Regions from separate parts of the Homo sapiens genome. Here region 2 is linked to region 1. The links are chromatin loops, found by intact Hi-C in ENCODE. Cell type or tissue: A673. All regions are shown on one strand. Each heading gives the region's core, and the rest is flanking DNA. Links, peaks and the distances in the headings are about the cores only. Region 1 has its middle 38 kb from the start of TAPT1-AS1. Region 2 holds the start of FGFBP2 (fibroblast growth factor binding protein 2).

What was found. A loop is a pair of places that touch in the nucleus more often than their neighbours do. Peaks named below come from ENCODE experiments on the same cell type or tissue, not always from the same donor. Only the 100,000 strongest peaks of a DNase experiment are listed, where the experiment ranks them.
Region 2: it touches region 1 in a loop (10-fold over the local background); 11 of 110 quality-filtered maps call a loop at or near these places.

What each region holds. Positions count from the first base shown.
Region 1 is chr4:16,261,789-16,267,172 of GRCh38, reverse strand. No RefSeq gene overlaps it. Among named protein-coding and RNA genes, the nearest start is that of TAPT1-AS1, 38 kb to the right of the region's middle. In A673, for the core only: a CTCF peak has its summit at 2,144 (motif pointing right); a DNase peak (open chromatin) is centred at 2,152.
Region 2 is chr4:15,960,454-15,965,837 of GRCh38, reverse strand. FGFBP2 (fibroblast growth factor binding protein 2) reads left to right here and starts at 2,663. Exons shown (of 2, transcript NM_031950.4): 1 at 2,663-3,400; 2 at 5,227-5,384. The coding sequence starts at 2,709. The coding sequence ends at 3,380. RefSeq lists an enhancer at 1,792-2,633. In A673, for the core only: CTCF peaks have their summits at 1,493 (motif pointing left) and 2,527 (motif pointing left); a DNase peak (open chromatin) is centred at 2,507.

The sequences.
Region 1 (5,384 bases), core at 112-5,111:
CAGACTAAATAATTTCTTTTGTAATTTTATATCTTCTTTTGTCTAATAAATGTATTAAAGCCATAAATCTAAAGTATTGCAATAGCTAAATCCCATTATCTTTTATATGTAGTGTTTCGTTGTTATTCTCTTCTTAATATTTTGTAATTTTTATTATAATTTCTTCTTGATATACATTATTAATTGATAGCTATGAATTTTTTAAATTCCAAAACTATGGGGATTGTTTTTAGTATCAATTGCTAGTTTAAATTGCATTTCAGTCAAACAACAGGGCCTACAGCATATTAATTTTTAGGTAATATAACTTTTTTGTGGCTCAGATTTTTTTGTGTGTCATTCAGTAATATGTGTATTTTCTAACTAATGGGATCAGGGCTCTATTATGTTCATCTTATTGTATTGCTCAAATTTTCTAAATCCTTAAACAAATTGTTTTATCAAATTTTGAGAACATATGATAAATTCTCCCATATTTAGTAAGAATATACCCATGAAATTCTTTAGGTATTTACTTCAGCTTTTTGAAAGACGATGTTCTTAGCCGCAGGTGGGGTCAGACTATTTTAACTTCCTGTTTTTATTTTATTGTTATATAGTCACTCTCTTATCCCTAACATTGCTTTTGCTGCTATGAAAAAGGTAGTATCAAGCTAATATTGATAATTAATATTAATAATAATGCTACTTTTTTGGTTTTTGACATGGAGTCTGGCTCTGTCACCCAAGCTGGAGTGCAGTGGTGCCATCTCTGCTCATTGCCACCTTTACCTCTCAAGTTCAAACAAGTCTCCTGCCTCAGCCTCCCAAGTAACTGGGATTACAGGTGTGTGCCCCCACCCCTGGCTAATTTTTTTTTTTTTTTTGTATTTTTAGTAGAAATGGGGTTTGGCCATGTTGGCCAGGCTCATCTTGAACTCTGACCTCAGGTGATCTGCCCGCCTTGGCCTCCCAAAGGATTACAGGTGTGAGCCACCACGCCAGGCCAATAATAATGCTACTTTTAATATTGCTATCACAACTTTTTGGGGAGGAGGGCTTGCATAGAAAACTCATTTCCTGGAGGCAGTGAGCATGGCTTGGGCTGCCAGCCTGCAAGCTCAGGACCCCTTTGCTTAGGCCAGCCCTCAGCGAGAGAAAGCAGAAGCATGCCCTGTAAGCTCTGTCTTGTCTCTCCTTGCCCTGCATGTGCTGGGCAGGGACAGGGGAGCCAAGACTTTGCTGATGAGCCCTTCTTCATGGGCTGCTGACATCTGCAGATGCTGCTAAGCAGAAGTGCCCTGTTCTGAGCAGCTAATCCTGCTCCTCCTACCATACTGCAGCTCCTCTCCACACCAGGTAAGTCTTATCCCGCTCTCTCACCGAGGACAAGGAGCACATCCCAGCATCTAGCACATTCGATGGCTATCAAGACACTTCAGCCTAAGCTCAGCTCTGCCATGAAGAAGCTCGGAGACCGGGTAAATCTACTTGGCCTGTCTGGGTGTATGTTTCTTCTATAAAGTAAGGGAGGTACATGTTTTTAATGTTTGAGGTCATGGCTAGCTAAGGGAAATGCTATGAATCTATCTAATTGTAGTAAGTGATCTTGTTTTTAACATATTATGAATTTCAAATCCTAAGTGCTTCACTGAGAAATTAGACAAATCCTCAGAATTAGGCACAAGAAGGCTTGGTGATGGGGAATGGCAGGAAAAGCCATGAATAATAGGAAATATTTATTAGATTGCAGCCTGGTAGAGCAGGAGCAACTTTCTTTAAAAAAAATCAAACTAATGATGACTTTTTTTTTCCAGAAAATTCCCCTTTTTCCTAAACTTTCACATATCTGGGGAAAATGACAATTTTCAAAACAAAGCAGGTGTAAGTACGGCTAAAACATGTTTAATACATAATATCCCTTTGAATTTTATCTTGGTCCTCCAAAAATCTAACAAAGTAACTTTCTCCTAAGGAAAAAAGACTAAACATATAGATATTATAGAGAGCTTTTCCTAGGAAATCTTACCTATACCAGTGTTTTCACCCTAAAGTGCTACATAATTTGGGAAAATCCCGATACTTATCAAAATTCAGAAACAAAAAGCACAAATCTGAGATCCCAGGCACAGCTCTCCTGCTTCTTTATCGTCAAGCCTATGAATTTCACTAGGTGGCAGCATGTAATAACAAATAATGACATTATAAGGTTATAAATAACGAAACTGTAACAAGCTACTTTAATAGCAAATGTCAGCCTCACAAAGATTCTAAAATAATAGAAAGAGTTCTAGTCCTTTTTCAGCATAACTCTAAAGTCCTTTAGAGGACTTTTTTTCTCCACACATTCACACATTCTATTTTAAGTAAAAATTATGGAACTAATGGCTAGAGGGGTTAGGATTCTCTTTGACATCTTTTCTTCATTAATATTTAGATAAAGGAAATGAAAACTCACCTCTAAGCCAAAAGAAGTTTTAAAAGATACCAACAATTAGTTACAATTAAGTCTTTCTCAAGGTCAGGATTTTATTTGGCAATTAGTGATCTAGAAAAGAATGCCAAAATTTTTGACGCAGAAAAAAACATACCAATGCAACTGAAATATTTAAGGCCATAGGTAGCATTCTACAAATTCAGGGCATGAACATGTTTTGCCTGGCCTGAACTCTGTGTGTGTGTGTGTGTGTGTGTGTGTGTGCGCGTGTGTGTATGCAGAATTGTCCATATTCAAATTTGAACTTTTTTACAGAAAACTGAGATAAATTAAGGAAGAGCTAAGTTGATAGAGAGTCACTTTCATAGATTGGAAGACTCAATATTATTAAGATGTCAATTCTACCCAATCAAATTTCCAGCAAGTATTTTTGGTAAAGATTGACAAGTTAATTCAATAATTTGCAAATCCAAATGACATAGAATTGCCAAAACTATTCTGAAACAAAAAAAGAATAAAGTTTAAGAACTTAAACTACCTCATTTCGAAACTTATTTGAAAGCTGCAGTAACTAAGACAGTATGACAGAGATACAAAGAGAGACATACACATCAGTGGAAGACAAGACAATGAAGAGTTTAGAAATATGCAAACATATACGGCCCATTAATTTTTGCTGAAAATGCCAAAATAAACAAATGGAAATACAGTAGTCTTTTTAGTAAATGGTGTTGAAAAACTAACTATCCATATGCAAAAAACGAACTATCCATACGCAAAAAAAAAAACTCAATTTTTAATTCACACCACACATTAAAATTCATTTAAAATGGGTAAGACCTAAGTGAAAAAGCCATAACTACAAAGCTTCTACAAGGCGGAAAACAATTTACATTAAAAAGCACAAAAGAAAATCCTCACAACTTTGGGGACAGGCAAAGATTTCTTAGATAGAATAGAAAGGACACACCATAAAAGAAAAATTGATAGATTTGACCTTATCAAAACTTGTCCTTTCTAAAAGGCACTATTAAGAAAATGCAAAGACAAGCCACAGATTGTGAGAAAATGTTCACAATCCATATATATGAGAAAACACTTGTATTCAGAATATATAAAGAATTCTTCCAACTCAATAACAAGAAGACAAACAAACATCCAGTAAAAAATGGACAAAAGACTTGGATGCTTTATTGGCTAATAAACTCATGAAAAGATAGGCAACATCTTTAGTCTTTAGACCAATGCAAATTTAAACCAAAATAAAATATAACTGCACTTATAGTTTAGAATGGATAAAATTTAATAGACTGGCAATATCTAGTATTAATGAAGGTAAGAAGCAACATTGCTGGTGAAAAACCATCTGACAATTTCTTATAAAGTTAAATGTATATTTACCATCTCACTATTCAGTATATACCCAGAAGAAATCAAAGCATATGTATATGCACATGAATCTCCATAGTAGCTTTGTTCATAACAGCCAACCATTGGAAACAACCCAAATGTGTGGTTTGATTGGATAAACAGATTGTGGTATATTTATAAATAGACTACCACTCAGAAATAAAAAGGAACAAATTACTGATAACAACATGAATGAATCTCAAAAATGCTTTGTTGAAGAGTCCGGACACAAAAGAGTGTATACTATCTGATACTATTCATATAAACAGTCAAAACTAATATGGCGCCTGGGCGCAGCAGCTCACACCTGTAATCCCAGCACTCTGGGAGGCTGAGGCGGGTGGATCACTTGAGGTCAGGAGTTCGAGACCAGCCTGGCAACATAGCGAAAACCCATCTCTACTGAAAATACAAAAATCATCATGACGTGGTGGCAGGCGCCTGTAATCCCAATTACTCAGGAGGCTGAGGCAGGGGAATCGCTTGAACTCGGAAGGCAGAGGTGGCAGTGAGCTGAGATCGCACCATTGCACTCTCCAGCCTGGATGACAGAGAGAGACTCTGTCTCAAAAAAAAAAAAAAAAAAAAAAAAAAAGAAAACCCTATTGTGGCTTTCTGCATTCGAACAAGCACAACTAGTCTATATTAAGAGATTAAGAGCAAGCAGATCTATGGTTTCTTGAGATTGGAGATGGGGGACTTTGAATGCAAAGGGGCATGAGGTAACTTTTTAGGGTGATGGAATCAAACTTATGTCTTGATTGGGCTGGCAATTACATAAGTGAATATATATATATATATTTTGAAACTTATCGAACTGTGCATCTAAAAGAAGGGGGGGAAGTATACAAATTATCCCACAATAAAGATAATCAAATTAGTGGGCCCAGCAGTGTGGGGAGGGGAAATATAAGAAAGAGTAATTGCACCAACGCTGCTGTTTTCTGCAGCTTCCCTTTGATGTGTGACACGTGTGCTTCCGGTAGCCATGCTTCATGCTTTCTGCACTAGAATATATTAAGGATTCAATACAAATAGCAAAGAATTCTATCTCTCCACCTACAAACACTTCACACTTTATTTTTCTGCATTTTTGTACATCTGCTTTTCTTTCTGTCATCCTGACTGCTGCACTAGTCCAAACATAGCAATGAAGAGTATTGTGTGTGTGTGTGTATATATATATACATATATATATACACACACATATATATATACAAACACACACATATATATATATACACATATATATATGTCATCTGCCTTACATAAAATCCCACCAGTCTTAAGCCCAGCATAACAGACACTGGGAAAATAAAGCCTACCTGCCAAAAAATAGTAAGTGCAGAGACCATCACATATTTATTTCTAAGGAGTCACACTTCACCAAATGAATAAGGCTCCAGGGGAGGTGGAAAGGACAGGGCCAAGAGACAAGCAGGGGAACTGGCCTTAGGAAAAATCCAGGAATCCTGTCATTGAGACAGGAAAGAAGGGCTGAAAATAGAGGTGTTGTGAGGGGGACGCTGCAGAATTGGCAGCCTTTTGTCTCTGCATC
Region 2 (5,384 bases), core at 58-5,057, 300 kb after region 1:
ACAGGAGAATTGCTTGAACCCAGGAGGCGGAGGTTGCAGTGAGCCAAGTTCACGCCATTGCACTCCAGCCTGGGTGACAGAGCAAAACTCCGTCTCAAAAAAAAAGAGAGAAATCACTGCCTTCAAGAGGATTAAAGCAGGATGAAGTGATAGAGGAACAGAAGAGCTCTTTTACATTGTATAGCGAGGGAAGGCCTCTGTGAAGGTGGCAGGGAGAAGGCAGCCATGCGATGTTCAAGGAAAAGATTTTCAGGCAGTGGGCACTAGTGCAAAGGTCTTGAGGTTTGGCTTGTCCCAAAAGCGAAAAGAGGAAGAGCGTGATTAGAGCTCTTATGATAAGTTCCCATTGCAGGGTAAACTCAGCCTCACTAGGGCATTGAAAAGGGCTGGCCATAACCTCAGGGTGTCTAGATGGGTCTAGCAAGCTGTTCCCTGCAACACTGTGGTGGGTGGGGGAAAGGAGGTTGGAGCTGAACACCTGCCTTCCTGTGGCCACGACATGGAGCCTGGGTTGGAGTGCTGTTTACTCCAGGGGCTCCTGAGTTGGAAGCACACAAAGGGCAAGCCTCTGTCTTAGAACTGGCCCTGTGGATTGGTACGGGGGCTGCGGACCCCACCCTAAGTCACCTCTCCAGCCTGATTCTCACCACTGCCTCCTTGCCCTTGACATTTCAGCAGTCCATAAACCTGCACTCCAGGATCACTCCTTTACAGGAAGCATTATCCTGCCTTAAGAATCTGCCCTTGGCCAGGCGCAGTGGCTCGTGCCTGTAATCTCAGCACTTAGGGAGGCTGAAGTGGGCGGATCACTTGTTAGGAGTTTGAGGCCAGCCTGGCCAACGTCGTGAAACCCCATCTCTACTAAAAACACAAAAATTAGCCTGGCATGGTGGTAGGCGCCTGTAATCCCAACTACTCAGGTGGCTGAGGCAGGACAATTGCTTGAACCTGGGAGGTGGAGGTTGCAGTGAGCCAAGATTGTGCCACTGCACTCCAGCCTGGGTGGCAAAGTAAGACTGTGTGAAAAAAAAAAAAAACCTACCTTTAGCTGGTTGTGGTGGTTCACATCTGTAATTCCAGTGACTCCAGAGGACAAGGAAGCAGGAGGATTGCTTGAGGCCTGGAGTGTGAGATCGGCCTGGACAACAGAGTGAGACCCTGTCCCTAAAAATTTTAAATTTAAAATTTAGCTGGGTGTGGCAGCCCATGCCTGTAGTCCCAGTTACTTGAGAGGCTGAGGCAGGAGAAGTAATTGAGCCCAGGAGTTGGAGGCTACAGTGAGCTATAATTACACCAGTGCAATCCGGTCTAGGTGACAGAATGAGGCCAAAACAAACAAACAAACAAACAAACAAAAAAAACACCTGCCCTTTACCCTTTCTCAACCTGACAAATTGACTGACTTGTCTTGAAGGTTTGGCACCACTTCTTGGAAGCTTCCTCTGCTCCCCACCTGGGGTGATGCCCTCTTCTGGAAGGCTCTCACTGCTACACACACAGTGGCTGCCGAAGCTCAGCCTGGCTTTAGTTCCAGCCCTACTAGGTCTTCTCAGGACTCAGGATATCCAGGTGGAAGGAAGGCTGTGCCAGGTACCAACTACCCTACGTGGGATCGCCAAGATAAATCCCTCACATTCAAACTAGTCCCCCAACATCCGTCAACCCTATTCCTAACAGCAAATTGCCACCTTTAGTCCACTCCACAGTGCCCTCTGGAAGGGTCATCAAAAGACAGTTATGACCATACCAAACTATGATTCTTGACACAGAATCAAAAGTTATTTTCAATTTATTTTTTTTCTATTGTAGAACAATAATAATAATATTTAAAATCATATTTTCCTGTGATATAATTAAAACTGTGTTATTTCAATTGAATTTGAAATAGAATTCATGGTCTAAAATAGACTGAATCCCACTGTGAACATATATTTGCATGCCTTCCTCGTCATCATTCAGTTGGTGCAATTGTAAGGCATGCAATAACAAGGGAAGTGAACATTGCAGCACTGTGGCCTGTGGCCACGGTGATGGCGGGACAGCCCCACAGAGGCCACACCAGGTGACTCTCAGCTCGGTGGGTGGGAGGGGGAGTGTCTCTGTGTCCCTCTGGCACACACATCCTCACACAACCTCACATAGTCTTTTTTGCATTTGCTAGGCCATCTCATAACACTTAGGCTCATAAAATTCTGGCTTCCTTTGGATTAACTAAACCCATGGTCCCCCAAGATGGGGATTCCAGGGAGCAGGAGGGAGCCTCGAGGCAGCCCAGACTCCCAGCTGCAAACCTCACTTTCCAGAATACCACTGCCACACCTTGGCATATACCAAATGTTGACAAAGAAGGCTGTTCCCGTACAAGGGCCAATTTTAGAGCAAGCACCCTGTGGTTGGAAAACTGTAAAACCCTCAGCCCCAAAGCTGTGTGTGGCGCTTTGTGCGTGACAGGGCTGGGGCAGATCTCTCTGAGGCACTCAGGAAAACCATTCCCTTTGCTTGTGGTGGGCGGCCCCTGGTGGCTGCTCTGCCCTTGCCAAGTGTTACGTGTCTAAGGTCTGTGGGCATGTTTCTCATTTGCTGCAAAACATCCTCCCCACCCTTGCAGAGAAAGAGTCTTTTGTGCAGCACCCTTTAAAGGGTGACTCGTCCCACTTGTGTTCTCTCTCCTGGTGCAGAGTTGCAAGCAAGTTTATCGGAGTATCGCCATGAAGTTCGTCCCCTGCCTCCTGCTGGTGACCTTGTCCTGCCTGGGGACTTTGGGTCAGGCCCCGAGGCAAAAGCAAGGAAGCACTGGGGAGGAATTCCATTTCCAGACTGGAGGGAGAGATTCCTGCACTATGCGTCCCAGCAGCTTGGGGCAAGGTGCTGGAGAAGTCTGGCTTCGTGTCGACTGCCGCAACACAGACCAGACCTACTGGTGTGAGTACAGGGGGCAGCCCAGCATGTGCCAGGCTTTCGCTGCTGACCCCAAACCTTACTGGAATCAAGCCCTGCAGGAGCTGAGGCGCCTTCACCATGCGTGCCAGGGGGCCCCGGTGCTTAGGCCATCCGTGTGCAGGGAGGCTGGACCCCAGGCCCATATGCAGCAGGTGACTTCCAGCCTCAAGGGCAGCCCAGAGCCCAACCAGCAGCCTGAGGCTGGGACGCCATCTCTGAGGCCCAAGGCCACAGTGAAACTCACAGAAGCAACACAGCTGGGAAAGGACTCGATGGAAGAGCTGGGAAAAGCCAAACCCACCACCCGACCCACAGCCAAACCTACCCAGCCTGGACCCAGGCCCGGAGGGAATGAGGAAGCAAAGAAGAAGGCCTGGGAACATTGTTGGAAACCCTTCCAGGCCCTGTGCGCCTTTCTCATCAGCTTCTTCCGAGGGTGACAGGTGAAAGACCCCTACAGGTAATACCCTTTCCTTTACTCATATACAGAGACTACGTGTATATACTTATATACAGAGACTACGTGAGAGGCACTTAGCACTTTCACAGCTGCTGCGACCACATCAGAGTCTCAGCGTGTGTTTGGGGGTGGGTTTGAGGCTGTCTGTTGCAGAGCAGTGTAGATGAGGTAGTTCATCCGGAGTGGCACTTGACCCTGGAGTTGCATAGGAATCACCTACAAGGAGCTCTAAAAATGCTGATGCCCAGGCCCCTCGCCAGACCGTTCCATCTATGTCTCCAACATAGTAGCGCAGGAATGTGGACTTTTAAAACTCTCCCCCAAGTGATTTGAATGTGCAGCCAAGGTTGAGAATCTCCTTGTGATGGAACCACCTCACTGTTAGACCGAGGCCTTTGGAATTCTGCCGGGTAACGTTTCCTAATGAACCAAGCATTTGCTGCAGCTGTTAGTGGCCGAGGTGCTATGTCATGGTGGAGGTGTCGCCACACCCCGTCTTGTTCTCAGTTTTTTCTCCTACAGTCAAGTTAGGGTGGGGAGTGTTGTGCACTGAGGAAAGTTTGAGTCAAATAGTCTTTAAAGTCTTTCTCACAGCTCTCAAAGCCTTTAATTGTTTTTTGTTCATCACAGAGGAGAAAATCTAATTAATAATAACAGATTTAATCAACTCCAAGTATTGCTTTTAAAAGACCAAACTTTTTCTTGTGGAAATAAGGCTTATTACTGATCTCTATCCTTAAATGTAGCAGCTTTCATTAATTTTGCACACCAGTAAGGAGTTCATTTACATGGGATTCTAGTCTTACTTGTGCACTTTGAGTTTAAAAGGAGAGTTTCTGAGTTTTTTTCATATTATCTATGTAAGAAAAATAGGAACAAAGCAGATTTCCTGATAAACAGCACTTTGATAACGAATACCACCAAACAAATAAGGCTTTTTCTACAAGCGCCCAGGCAGCAAGAAATGTTGGTTCACAACAAAGTTGTTTTGGTGTCTGCTGTTCTGGGCTGGAGGTTTTCTGCTTGTTTAAGATTTCAGATCTGTCCCAGAGGAGAAAAGGGGACACTTAAGCCAAAAAAAGTTACTATTGAGAGGAGGTCCTTTTTTTTTTCTTTTTAAAGTGATTTTTTTGGTCTTTCTACAAATAAGACATACAAATCATTTGAAAAATTCAAACACAACAGAAAAATACAAAGAATTTTAAAACTTCATCCATAATCCCACCACACAGAGATAAACAATGTTAACAGAAGAGTACCCATTTAGACATCCATCCATGCGTATTTACACAGACAGATGTACAGCGTATATACAGATGCATACAGGCGCTAAAGCTCAAAACAATATCTTGATCCTGCAGATAAGCTGCATAGGACTACTGTATTAGCTTGCTGGGGCTGCCATAGCAAAATACCACAGAATGGGTGGCTTAAACAGCAGAAATATATTTTCTCACAATTCTGGAGACTGAAATTCCAAGATCAAGGTGTCAGCAGGATTGGTGTCTTCTGAGGACTCTCTCCTTGACTCATAGATGGCAGCCTTCTCTCTGTCATTCCTCTGCGTGGGTCTGTGTCCTCATCTCTTTTTGTTAGGATACCATTCACACTGGATGAAGTCCCACCCAAACAGCCCCATTTTACCTTAACCACCTCTTTAATGGCCCCTATCTTTAAATACAAACGCTCCCTGAGGTACTGGAGGTTAGGACTTAAGTCTACGGTTTTTAGGTTTTGGGAGGGACACAATTCACACAATTCAACCCATAACAACAAAGAAAGAATTTTTCATCCCTTCCTTTTTTTTTCTTTTTTTTTTTTTTTAGATCTGACCTCTCCCTGACAGACAACCATCTCTTTTTATATTATGCCGCTTTCAATCCAACGTTCTCACACTGGAAGAAGAGAGTTTCTAATCAGATGCAACGGCCCAAATTCTTGATCTGCAGCTTCTCTGAAGTTTGGAAAAGAAACCTTCCTTTCT